2 separate regions of the Homo sapiens genome follow, and region 1 is linked to region 2. The links are chromatin loops, found by intact Hi-C in ENCODE. Cell type or tissue: GM12878. All regions are shown on one strand. Each heading gives the region's core, and the rest is flanking DNA. Links, peaks and the distances in the headings are about the cores only.

Region 1 (5,377 bases), core at 74-5,073, 600 kb before region 2:
TGCTGCGGATTAGCGCCTGTGAGGCGCAGTATTATTTAGGGAGTTAGTGAAGGAAGGTCACTGGAATATCAGATGTTTGTAAGAGCGCTTTTCGTGGCTGCCGATCCTAAGGCCATGTCACTATCTCTCTGTCTCCATGTCTGCCTGACTGATCGTCGCTATCCTGGACTTAGTCTCTGTCCCTCTGTGTCCCTACGTTTCAGTCCTGATTCGCTGGTTGCCAAAGGCAGGGCGGTGGGGGCAGAGGCCAGGCCCCAGCTCTAGGTGCTAGCCGTTCCTCCTTACCCCGCCCCCTTTCTTAACGACCGGGCCTCTTCCGGAGGCCTGCGGCAGAGTCGCCTAAGCATTTGAATGGACCTCAGCCCTAGGACCCTGGCGCCCTCGGAAACCGGATCTGAGGTCCGGATCACTAACGTTCAGAGATGCAAGGGAAGCCGAGAAGTTGCCGAAAGGGCCTGAGAGCTGCTTCTCCTTCTCCCTGGGCAGCAAACCTCCAAGCCTGTGCGGGCCAATCTTTGCATCCTGGTAACCAGCGCTTTATTTAGCGCCTAATCGCTTTCCTGTCCTGCAGTAAGTGCTTTCCATGAATTATTTCATTCATTCCTTCCAGCAGCTCAACTTCCATTACCCCACTTTGGGGATCAACACTACCCTGGCCGCGGCTATTTCCGGTGGAGCTGGGGTTCGAACCTAGTCTGTCTGGCTCCAAACTACTCAGCGCGGGCCACACGTGCGTTGGTTTCCCCAGGCAGCGATAAGGGTACCATTTACACAGGAGAAAAATGAGGCCCGGAGAGAGTAAGTGACTAAATGGGCATCAATGTTATGTCAGGCACAGAGCTGAATGTTTTACCTTTAGCGCATTTCATTTTCCTGAGCCCTTTGAGAGGTGGAATTTGAGGGCCCATAGGAACCATGAAAAAGCCAGATAGAAGACTTGGTGGGTTGAAGCCTTGCAGCTCCAAATGGCAGAGTGGTGAACAGGCTTTGGTGGCAGGGCCAGGCTTATCTTCCACTTCTGCTTCTTCCCAGCTTCCAGACCCTTGGAGGAGTTCCCTAAACTCAGGCCCTCATTCTCCCCAAGGAATAAGGAGACTCATAGGTTGGCTTGGAGATAAAAGGAGATAACGTAGTTAAAGCCCTTTGGAGTGGGTGCATGGCACAGAGCAAGCTCTTAAAAGATGATCAGGCACACAAGGCTGGATGGAACCCGCCTTTCTAGACCCTGCTCAGCCTCTTCTTCCCTTCCTTCCTATCTGCAGAAGAGGGAGATGATCTTTCCAAAACTCCCTACTGTGAATAGTAAATGGCTTTTTTTTTTTTTTTTTTGTCTCCAGTGGAGACCGGGGCAGCAGCCTGAAAGGGAAGGCTTTTAATCCTGGCTTCATTTACCACGTGCCACTCCTTGGTGACAGTGCAGATCCTAGTGTGCAGGTAGCTCTGGCGGGCCTCACAGGCAAGGCGGAGGACCCAGGGCCGTTCCTCCTACCTGGGGTGACAGGAAGGAGGGTACAAGGCCCAGCAAGGCACATCAGTTGCTCCGTGCTCACCCTCCTCAGTTTCAGAGATTCTGGCCTCCTTGCTCAATGCCTGATTGGCAAGTTTCCCAGTTCTGGGCACTCAATCCCAATGCTTCAGCCCCAACACACACACACACACACACACACACACACACACACACACACACTGCAGTCCCCACCACTTCACCAGGGTAAGGCAGAGACTGGAGCTCCAGGAAAGGAAAGAAGGTTGAACAGATTCTGCGGTTTCCACGTGCTTGCACTGACCATACCTTTCGGTGAATCCTGGGGAGAACCCATGAAGTGTGTGGGATTATACCTTTTTTACAGAGCAGCAAGCAAAGTTCAGGAGGGTCAAGTGACTTGGGCAGGGTCACACAGCTTGGAATTGGTGAGGCGGGAACTGGCCCGGGGGACCTGTGGGACTTCAAAGCCTCCAGTTAATGTTTGCGACGCCTCTGCGCCCCCTCCCACTCCTAGGGTGGGGACTAGGCTGTGGGAAGAGGAGGGGAGAATCCCACAGGGGTGCGGGGAAGGGAGTATTAATTCTCTGGACAGTTTCCTATTAAGAAAACACCGACTCCGGCTGCCTCCTCCCGAGTGCCGCCGCTTGGCCTCCTGAAGGCGAGGCCTGTGTATTTGTAGTTTGATTCTGCCCGTCAAGGCTAATTTCTCCCTACAACTTAATGGACTCGGCTTGACGTGCGTAATGATTCCTAATCACGAACATTATTTTCGCTAGCGCGGAGACATGTTCCAGTTGTTGTGACAGATCGCATTTCAGCCATAATGACGGAAAATTACCATTTCTAATTCTCCGGTTTTTGACACCTAAATCCACAGACCATATGTGGCGGCGGGAACTCTGGGCCCGACGGTCCTCCTTCCCCGCCGCAGCGAAGCTGTGCTGTCGCCCAGGGCTTCCACCCCCGAGCCGCGCCCAAAAGGGGGGAGTGGGAGGGGCCCACGGGACGGACCCAACTTTAGCCTTTGAACCACTTCCTCCAACCTGAGGGCCCCCTACACCAAGGAGCAAAGACCAGAGCTTGGACGGGGCCTCAGAGACTGTTGCATCTTCCGTGACTTGTTTTATAGATGGAGACTGAGGGCAGAGGAGAGTGCAGCTTATCCAAGATCTCAAGGCTAGTAATTGGTGAGAAAATTCTGCACAGAACCATTCCCAGTGGTGAGACTGTTTTTGTCCTTCAGCCCGGGAAAGGCAGACCTGGCTCCCTCCTTTTATTTGCAAGCCTCAAAACCATCAAGACAGGCAAAGGTTTTTGTTTGTTTGTTTTTTGTTTTTTGTTTTGCGGGGGGGGTTTGGGGGGTGTTTCGGGGAAACATTGACAACGTGCCAGGAAATTTAGGCACAGAGAGGGTAAGTAATTTGCTCAAGATCACAGCGCTAATACGAGATGATGCAATTCACCTTCCTCTCACTTTCGGCACTCACACAAACCAGGCGTGACTAATTATGGCCACTTCTGGTGTGAGGAAACTGAGGTTAGTAGACGGAAAGCCGAAACTAAGACTCTCACATCCGTGTCCCCGCGTGTTACCCAATTTAGTAGGTCCAGGGGATACTGCGAACCCTACTATATACCAACATTTTGTAGGTTGTTTTGGGGGTCACTTCCTCTCCCCCATTCCTCCCTCCTCACCCTCTACCCACTTGAAGCTAGACTCCGGGCGAAGCTCTTGAGATACAGAAGTAGAGACGTAACCCCGTCTACCAGGGCCTCACTGTTTAACTTGAAGTTCTAATATAGATCAATGCATTTTTTTCTTGGGGAGTAGGGAGATCCACGCGGGGGCCAGTGGAGTTAGCTCACAATTTACTAACCCTGCTTTTAGGAATACATCACAGAAACCTCAGATACCGCCTCTGTAAATAGGGTTAAAGATGCCCCACTCCAAAAATGGTTGCAAGCTCAACACGGCTCCTTTCCAGACACTCGAAGGGCGCGGACCTTCGCTGAGACGCCACCCACGCAAGTGGAGGAAGCACTTGCGCCACTGCTGAGCGGTTGGAAGGGGAACACTGCAGGTACGCCCCAGTCAGGCAAGGAGGCAGGACCAAAGCCCTGAGCTCTCCGGAGGCTGGCGGGGAATCCCCAGAGGCTATCTGTAGTCCCGGCTGACCCCTGAGCGGGTGAGGGGGCGGGGGGCGGGATGTGGGAGTGATGGGGGGCGTTGAGCGCTGAGAGGATGTTGTGGGCGAGCCGCAGGCCCTCCCTGCGTAGCCCACCCTGAATTTGCGGGCGCAGCTCGAGTCTCAGAGCACTTCTCCTTGTGTAAAAGCAGCGATGACCCACGAGTGTCAACGAGACCAGGTGCCCATTAGGGAAACAGAGATGGAGAAGAAATCACGCGCCAAGGTCTGAAATTCGGCGTGGCTCTCACTCGACATCTCCCCATTCTCGCCACCCGTGCACCCGCCTGCAGCGGCGCACCGGGCTCGGTGCTGCACCTGCCTCCTGGCGCCTGCGCCACTGCCCCCGCGCGGGTCCCACCGCGCAGGACGCCCCTTCCTGCTTCCGACGTCTGCTGTGGATCACACGCGGTCGCTGCCAAAGCCTCCATTTCGGTTCTGACCCAGTGACTTTGGGGACGCCCAGGGAGGAGATGTGGAGAGGATGTGGCCAAGGTGAACCAGCCAGTGTAAGTGCTAATGCTTCTGGCTTCTCGGTAACACCTACCCTGCCCCACCACCCAAATCGGGCCTTGATCAAAAAAGAAGCGTCTTGACAATACATTTTTAGACATAAATAAGTTGAAGGTGCCCACGGAGGGAGGTTGAAAACATTTGATTATCAGGACAGAGTAGAAGCCTGTTTGGCTCATCCTTTTGGCCAGCTCTAAAGCAGCAGTGGACACTTCTTTGCGATTTTGCAAGGATGTTTGTGAATGTACTTTGTAACTCCTAGAAAATAGGCAAAAAACCGTGAGTGGATGTAGTCGCACCGCTGGCACCTGTAAGAACGCGCCCTAAAGCTGTGGAACTGCTATTCAGGTTCCAGGCACACGTCTCAAGCCTCAAACCTCCAAGAGTTGCCTTAGCTGCTCATTTTACTGGTAAGAAGACGGAGGTCAAGCCTGAAGATAGTGGCTCTGCTGTTTTCTTAGGCTGCTTGAAGCTTTAGATAAGCAGGAAAATTCCATCAAAGAAATCCCTGTATGTAAATTGGGAGAAAAAGATATGATGAATATTAATGCAGAGGCCTCTGAACAAATGGAACCTCCATTTTCACATCCAGCACAGGATCATTTGCAGCCAGACAACCTGAGAGTCAACCCCAACTCTACCTTTTACTAATTGCATGATATTGGGCCTCAGTTTGCTCATCTGTAAATTGGGTGCAGTGATAGAATCTATCCCACAGGGTTTTGCTGAGCATTAAATGAGTTTAAACTTGTAGATGGCTTAGAATAATGCCTGGCATGTAGCAAGTACGCAGTTACTGGCGCCTGGTGTATATAGTAAGTACTCGATATACATTAACTATTTTTCAAAGACACCACAGCTCACCTGGGAAGGAATCTCAGGTATTTGCCTGAGATTCAAGCAAACAAATATGGAAGCTACCAAAGGCTCATGAAGCCTGAAGGATCCTTGCAGAGAGATGTTCTAAATGTTGCCTAGAAAGGCAGTTTGGAGGGAGGCCTCTCCAGTCAGAGGTCTGGATGCTAAGTTTAGCTCTGCCACATATTAGCCAGGTAATTTTGAAGTAATAAACAATCTCTTTGTGCCTCCATTTCTTCTTGTGTAAAATGAGGGGCTGTTGTGAAGATTAAATAAATACATGTAAAGCATTTAAAGCCAGACCTGGCAGAAAGGGTGCTTTATGTTTGCTTTA
Region 2 (5,377 bases), core at 209-5,208:
CTATCTCTCTCAGCCATGTGAGGATACAGCAAGAAGGCAACCATCTTCACAAAATGAGGAGGGCCCTCCCAACACATTGAATTTGCAGGCACATTGATTTTGTATTTCCCAGCCTTCAGAACTGGGATAAATCAATTAAACCAATATTAAAACAGAAGATATTCAAGAGAAACTTACTCAGTAAGATGTAGAAGACCATTGTGCTATAAACTGTGTGACACCAGGGATTAATTCTGCTTTGTTGCTCTTTGCATCCCTGCCTTTGAGCAGAGCTGGCATGTAGTTCTCACTCAATAAATATTTGTTGAATAACTATGTTGATTAATTGGTTAGTTATGCCAGTTTTACAAGAAATGGGTGGAGTTGTGTAGTAAATCCTCATTAATTACTGAGTATCTGAAAGTAAGATGCTAAGAAGTAGGGCACAGGATTAGAATTACAGTGATTCTGGAAGCCAATACCCAGAGGCTCAGAAACTAGTAAGGCTGAAGAGGCATTGTCACATGGAAACAAAAGGAAATATGTATTTTTGTGTGTCTAGTATTTGAATAGTTTGGAAAGATATGGTATAGACGGCACAGCCTGGCAATCTGATCACCAACCACCCTTTTAATGTCATATCCAAGTATCTTATAAACTAGTATTGTGAGCTGCTAGAAATGTTTGTAGGAATGAAGGCTTCAGATTGATCATTGTGGTGCTAGAAATAGTGGGGAAGTGAAGAAAGCATTGATAGAACATAAAGGAACTTGGGTCCTGAACACCTATGTGTGCTACGATACTTCCTAGGCTGGCAGGGGGGCTTGGATTTATCGTGGCTATGCAGTTGAGACATCTGTTTCTATCATGAGGGATGCAAATATTAAAGCTAGAAGCATCATCTCTACCAAAAGCTCATGGGATCTTAAATAAACACAGGAAAGTGTCAAGTTTGTGAAGAGTGATATTGGTACTGAAAAGCCAGACAGCATTAAGGGAGAGCTAACTATCCCTTCACCTTTCTAATCCCTCTGTTGGGAACACTATTCCTTCACTACTCTGCTTGGTGAGTTACTCTTGAAGATGCTGCTCACGTGTCCTAGGTGGAGTTTACCCCAGTTCCTCAGTTAGAACTAATTTCTTTTTCCTCTCCATTTTGGAGAGAGGTTTATATTTTGTTTTATCAAAACAATTTTAGGGAAGTTTCTGATATGGCATCTATCATACAAATTTTTTATGTGCTCTCAGACAAAGTCACTTGTTACATAGACAAGCCATCCAGTCCACCTTAGTGAATTTATAAGTAAGTGAATCACAATACCATTGTTTTGGTCATCCAGACATTTGTAATCATCTTTGATGTTTTCTTTCTCAACTGCATGATTCATATTTGATGAATTGAATCAAATTGGAACCAAAGTTGTGTGTATACCGAATAACAATGATACATACAGTCTTTTATGATCTGCTGCTAGGAGGTGTGTTGGGTTGCATCTCAAGAATTTATCATTCAACATTTATTTAAACAGGTACTTATTGAGCACTTACTATGTGCTGGAGATAAATCATCAAGAGAACACAGTATACTTCCTGGCCTTGAGTGTTTAAAAAATTTAGGAATAAATTATTCTTATTGGAATATATCAAAGAGAAATGCTAGTGGGGGTGTTTAACTTTGAAGAACAGTGGTATTTTTAATGGATATAATCTGAACATGTAAATGTTGGACTGGTTGTAAAAAGAAATTCTATTACTTAATAACTCTATGAGAAAAGTCTTGAATGCCATAAGAATCAGGAAATAAGCAGAGGATAGAAATAAATTCTATTTGGCTGTAACATAAAAACAAAGCATGGGTGCCCTTGACTCTTCCACATCTCTCTGCCTAACACCCTACTGAGTTTTAACTTATATTTCTTGAATTCCCTAGGGCGTTGACAGGAAATAATATAAATTTCAGAAATGTTTCTCAAGTGCAGCTGAATACATTTTTTTAAAGTTTAATCATGCTTGCCATCATTTTGAAACTCATGCTTGGCTTTCAGAAGACAAGCAAAGAATAACACAAGACAACTCAAGATGACAGAGTAAAAAGTGATCCGACCTGATTGCTTGACCAGTGGTTAAATTCAGTCTAATAGCCACATATTAGGAAATACTTAAGTGCTTTCTTTTCACTTCCCTTTTCTCTATTTCATGTAGACTCAACAGCCCCAGTTGATAGCGTCATGGAGGTGCTGACAGGCGCCCAGCGGTGGTGTGGTGTGATTAATTCAGTGTGCTGCTGCAATTAGCCCATCAAAGTCATCAGGAGATCAGTGTTTCTCCCACTGCCACAAGGCAAAAATGAGCTGGCTTGTCAGTCCTTGTCTGGCTGGGGCCCACTGTAGGTGTGGGGATGTCACAAAGCAAATGGTCACTGTGTCTGTAAGCAATGAGAGTAAACAGGTCCCTCAAACAGGTCTCTGCTTGTGAAATTGAGTGCATGTTAAGCTAAGCTGTCCTGTACTTGACTTGGAGCAAAGCTCCTTTTCCTGTGTACATTCATTTTATTTTATGGCCATGTAAAAACAACACTGTGGTGCTGGCTCCAGTGGGAAAATCAACAACAACGCTATAGAGCAACCCACAACCAAAAACAGCTGAAGAAAAGAGAAAACACCAGGAGAAAAATATGGAAGCAGATCTTCCAATCACCTCCACAAGCAATGGCCATGTCAACATTGAGAATAATTGATTCTGACAGAGAGGAAAGTAGTAATTGGAATGAAACTTGTTTGAATAACAGCTTAAATGTTTCTTTCCTTGCTCTCCAGATTACATGCACTGTAAAGCCAGATTTCTTTCTCCTGGTTAGCTCACAGTGGACATTCTGTATCCAGGGGGCCTGTGAAAAGAAAGAAAGAAAAAAAAAACTTGTGAATTTGCCTCTTTCTGGATGACTGTTGAGTTTGGATTTTAGGCTCAAATAGATAATTTCTTGACGGTAAATCCCAAATTTTGTCTGTTGCAAACATCCCTTATAGGCTATTTTTAAGATATTGAGAGGCTGGATACTATCTGGGTCATAGCGTTTCATCCACTCAACTGGCTAACAAAAGTAAAGTTAGAACTTTTTCACAATCTGGCTCCTTTATATCAGTATCCAGTTACAGTGAGGGGAATAACATTGCAGTTTTCCAGGTGGTATTAGTCAGGATTTTTTAGAGAAATGTAAGCAATAGGAGATAGCTGTCTGTCTGTCTGTCTGTCTGTCTATCTATCATCTATCTATCTATCTAGATTTATTATAAGGTATTAGCTCACACAAATATGGAAGTTGAGAAGTCTTCTATTCTGCTATGTACAAACTGAAGATCCAGGGATATTAGTGGTGCAATTCAAAGGCCTGAAAGCTGGAAAGCCAATGGTGAAGATTCTAGTCTGAGTTAGGCCCATGAACCAGGGAATGTCAAAAGCAGGAAAAGATCAATGTCTTAGCTCAAGCTATCAGGCAGAGGCGGGACAAATATAACCTTTCTCTGCCTTTTCATTCTATTTGTGTCCTTAGTAAATCAGATTCTGCCCACTCTAGTTGGGAAGGGCCATCTGCTTTACTCTGTCCACCAAATAAAATGCTAATCTCTTCTGGAAAACATCCTCACTAACACCCAGAAATAATGTTTAACTAGATATATGGGCACCCTGTGGCCCAGTTCACACATAAACATCACTATCACACAGGTGAAAGTCCAAATTTCACAGTGAAGCATGTTGGCCCTTTATAATCTGCCTTGCTGGCTACTACTGTAGTTGCTCCACTCTGTGCCTCTACTGTGTCAAACATTTGTAGGATTTACATGATGTGGCCACTTCTCCTCTCTTTGATCATCTGTCTTTCCACCTAATCCCCCACTCACAATCTCTACCCATGTGGGCCTTCAACCTATGTCTTGAGTCTTCCAGGTCATTTCCACTCTCTGAATGTTTTCTCTTACTGCTCCCTTTGGTCAGTGTTCAACCCCCTTGTCTTCACATGTTAAGAATCCTTCTTAACTTTTGGGTTTGGCTGTCATAGCCAAAAGACACGTTCCATGATGACGCTCCCATGTCCCAAATAAAATAGTTCTGCTGGAACTATACCATTTAGCTCATTTGATTTTTTACATTGCATATTTGGTTTCTAAAAATACCTCTATCGTTGTTTGTTTATTATCTATGCTGCCCCTCCTCCACAGCCACCTGAAATCTTCATGACAGCAGAGACTTTACTCTATTATTCACTCTTGTATTGCACGCATGCTGGGAGCTCAATAGACATATAAATAACAGGTTCTCCAGACACAATGGGTTTTGCCATGCTTGCTTTCCTTTGTCAAGTCAGTGTTTCTCCCTCCACTTAGTCAACTAGCTCAGTCAGCCCTTTCTCCTGCTTCAAAGAGCCGGCTCACATGTTCTCTTTTACTGGAGTCTTTCTTCACATGGTGGAGCAAGGTGCTTCTTCTACATTCGCCTGGTCCCATTCATTACAGCAATTAGCATGTTGCATTCCATGTGTTTATGGATATAGCTCGGCATGGAAATGGATGTTTTTTGAAGTCAGGAATTATGTCTGTTTCTGTAAATTAACAAGGCTAGTGCAGTGAATGTACATAGAAGATGTTTAAAAATGTTTGCTGAGTAAATTAATAGTCATTGCCTCAGCTGACAAGACTTCAAAACTGTGGCATTATTTTGAGGCTCTCTTTTTGTTCAGAGAGTCCATGATTTTGAGTTTTTTCTCATTTTCTCTCTATCAGATGTATTCCCATCATTTAAAGCAAAAGCATAGTTTGGAAGCCCTCAAACTGGCCAAGTATAATAGTTTCCTAACTCATTATTTTGGGTCTAATTTCCCTTTCCTCTAGTATCCTAAGTAAGAAAAATTCACAATTTCTTATCCCTGGTGCTATTCTTTAATTCTCAGATAAGGGAGAAGAAATTCTTAATCTGATTGGTTACATTAGCAAAAACTCTTTTAGGCTTCCTCTAATACATCTCAACGTTCTCTGCCACTCTGTCTTACTCTGTCTCTGCTTCTCTGAAATGGAGAAGTGGCAGAGTGAATGGACTCTGGAACTTCCAATAATTCTTCTCCCCTTGCTGTAGGCCAAAGTAAGATCCCAGGGGTTAGCTGTGATGGGGTCTAGGTGAGCAGAGGTTTGGCTTCAGCCTTGAGCTTCAGCTTCAGGTGCCTAAAGAATTTTCAGCAGAGCTCTGTAATGGGTTATCAGTTGCTGATTTCACTGTTAATAAAGTAGTGTTTGACATCTATATTTCTATTACCCTTATATGTATAATAAGTGACTTTTGTATGCTCTTCATATATTTTTGAAGGAAAGAACTCCTGCTATATTCATCTTTATTTCTAGCAGATTAC

The links. A loop is a pair of places that touch in the nucleus more often than their neighbours do. Peaks named below come from ENCODE experiments on the same cell type or tissue, not always from the same donor. Only the 100,000 strongest peaks of a DNase experiment are listed, where the experiment ranks them.
Region 1: it touches region 2 in a loop (3-fold over the local background); 1 of 110 quality-filtered maps calls a loop at or near these places.

Annotation. Positions count from the first base shown.
Region 1 is chr4:13,526,341-13,531,717 of GRCh38, reverse strand. It overlaps LINC01097 (long intergenic non-protein coding RNA 1097), which reads left to right and starts at 301. Exons shown (of 4, transcript NR_034054.1): 1 at 301-570; 2 at 2,616-2,796; 3 at 3,472-3,567; 4 at 3,825-5,377. RefSeq lists an enhancer at 3,342-3,421. In GM12878, for the core only: no CTCF peak of the experiment used is centred there; a DNase peak (open chromatin) is centred at 3,077; H3K4me3 peaks cover 926 bases; H3K27me3 peaks cover 154 bases.
Region 2 is chr4:12,923,404-12,928,780 of GRCh38, reverse strand. The region is part of intron 1 of LOC105374493 (a long non-coding RNA gene); the gene reads left to right. Among named protein-coding and RNA genes, the nearest start is that of RAB28, 560 kb to the left of the region's middle. In GM12878, for the core only: no CTCF peak of the experiment used is centred there; a DNase peak (open chromatin) is centred at 2,210.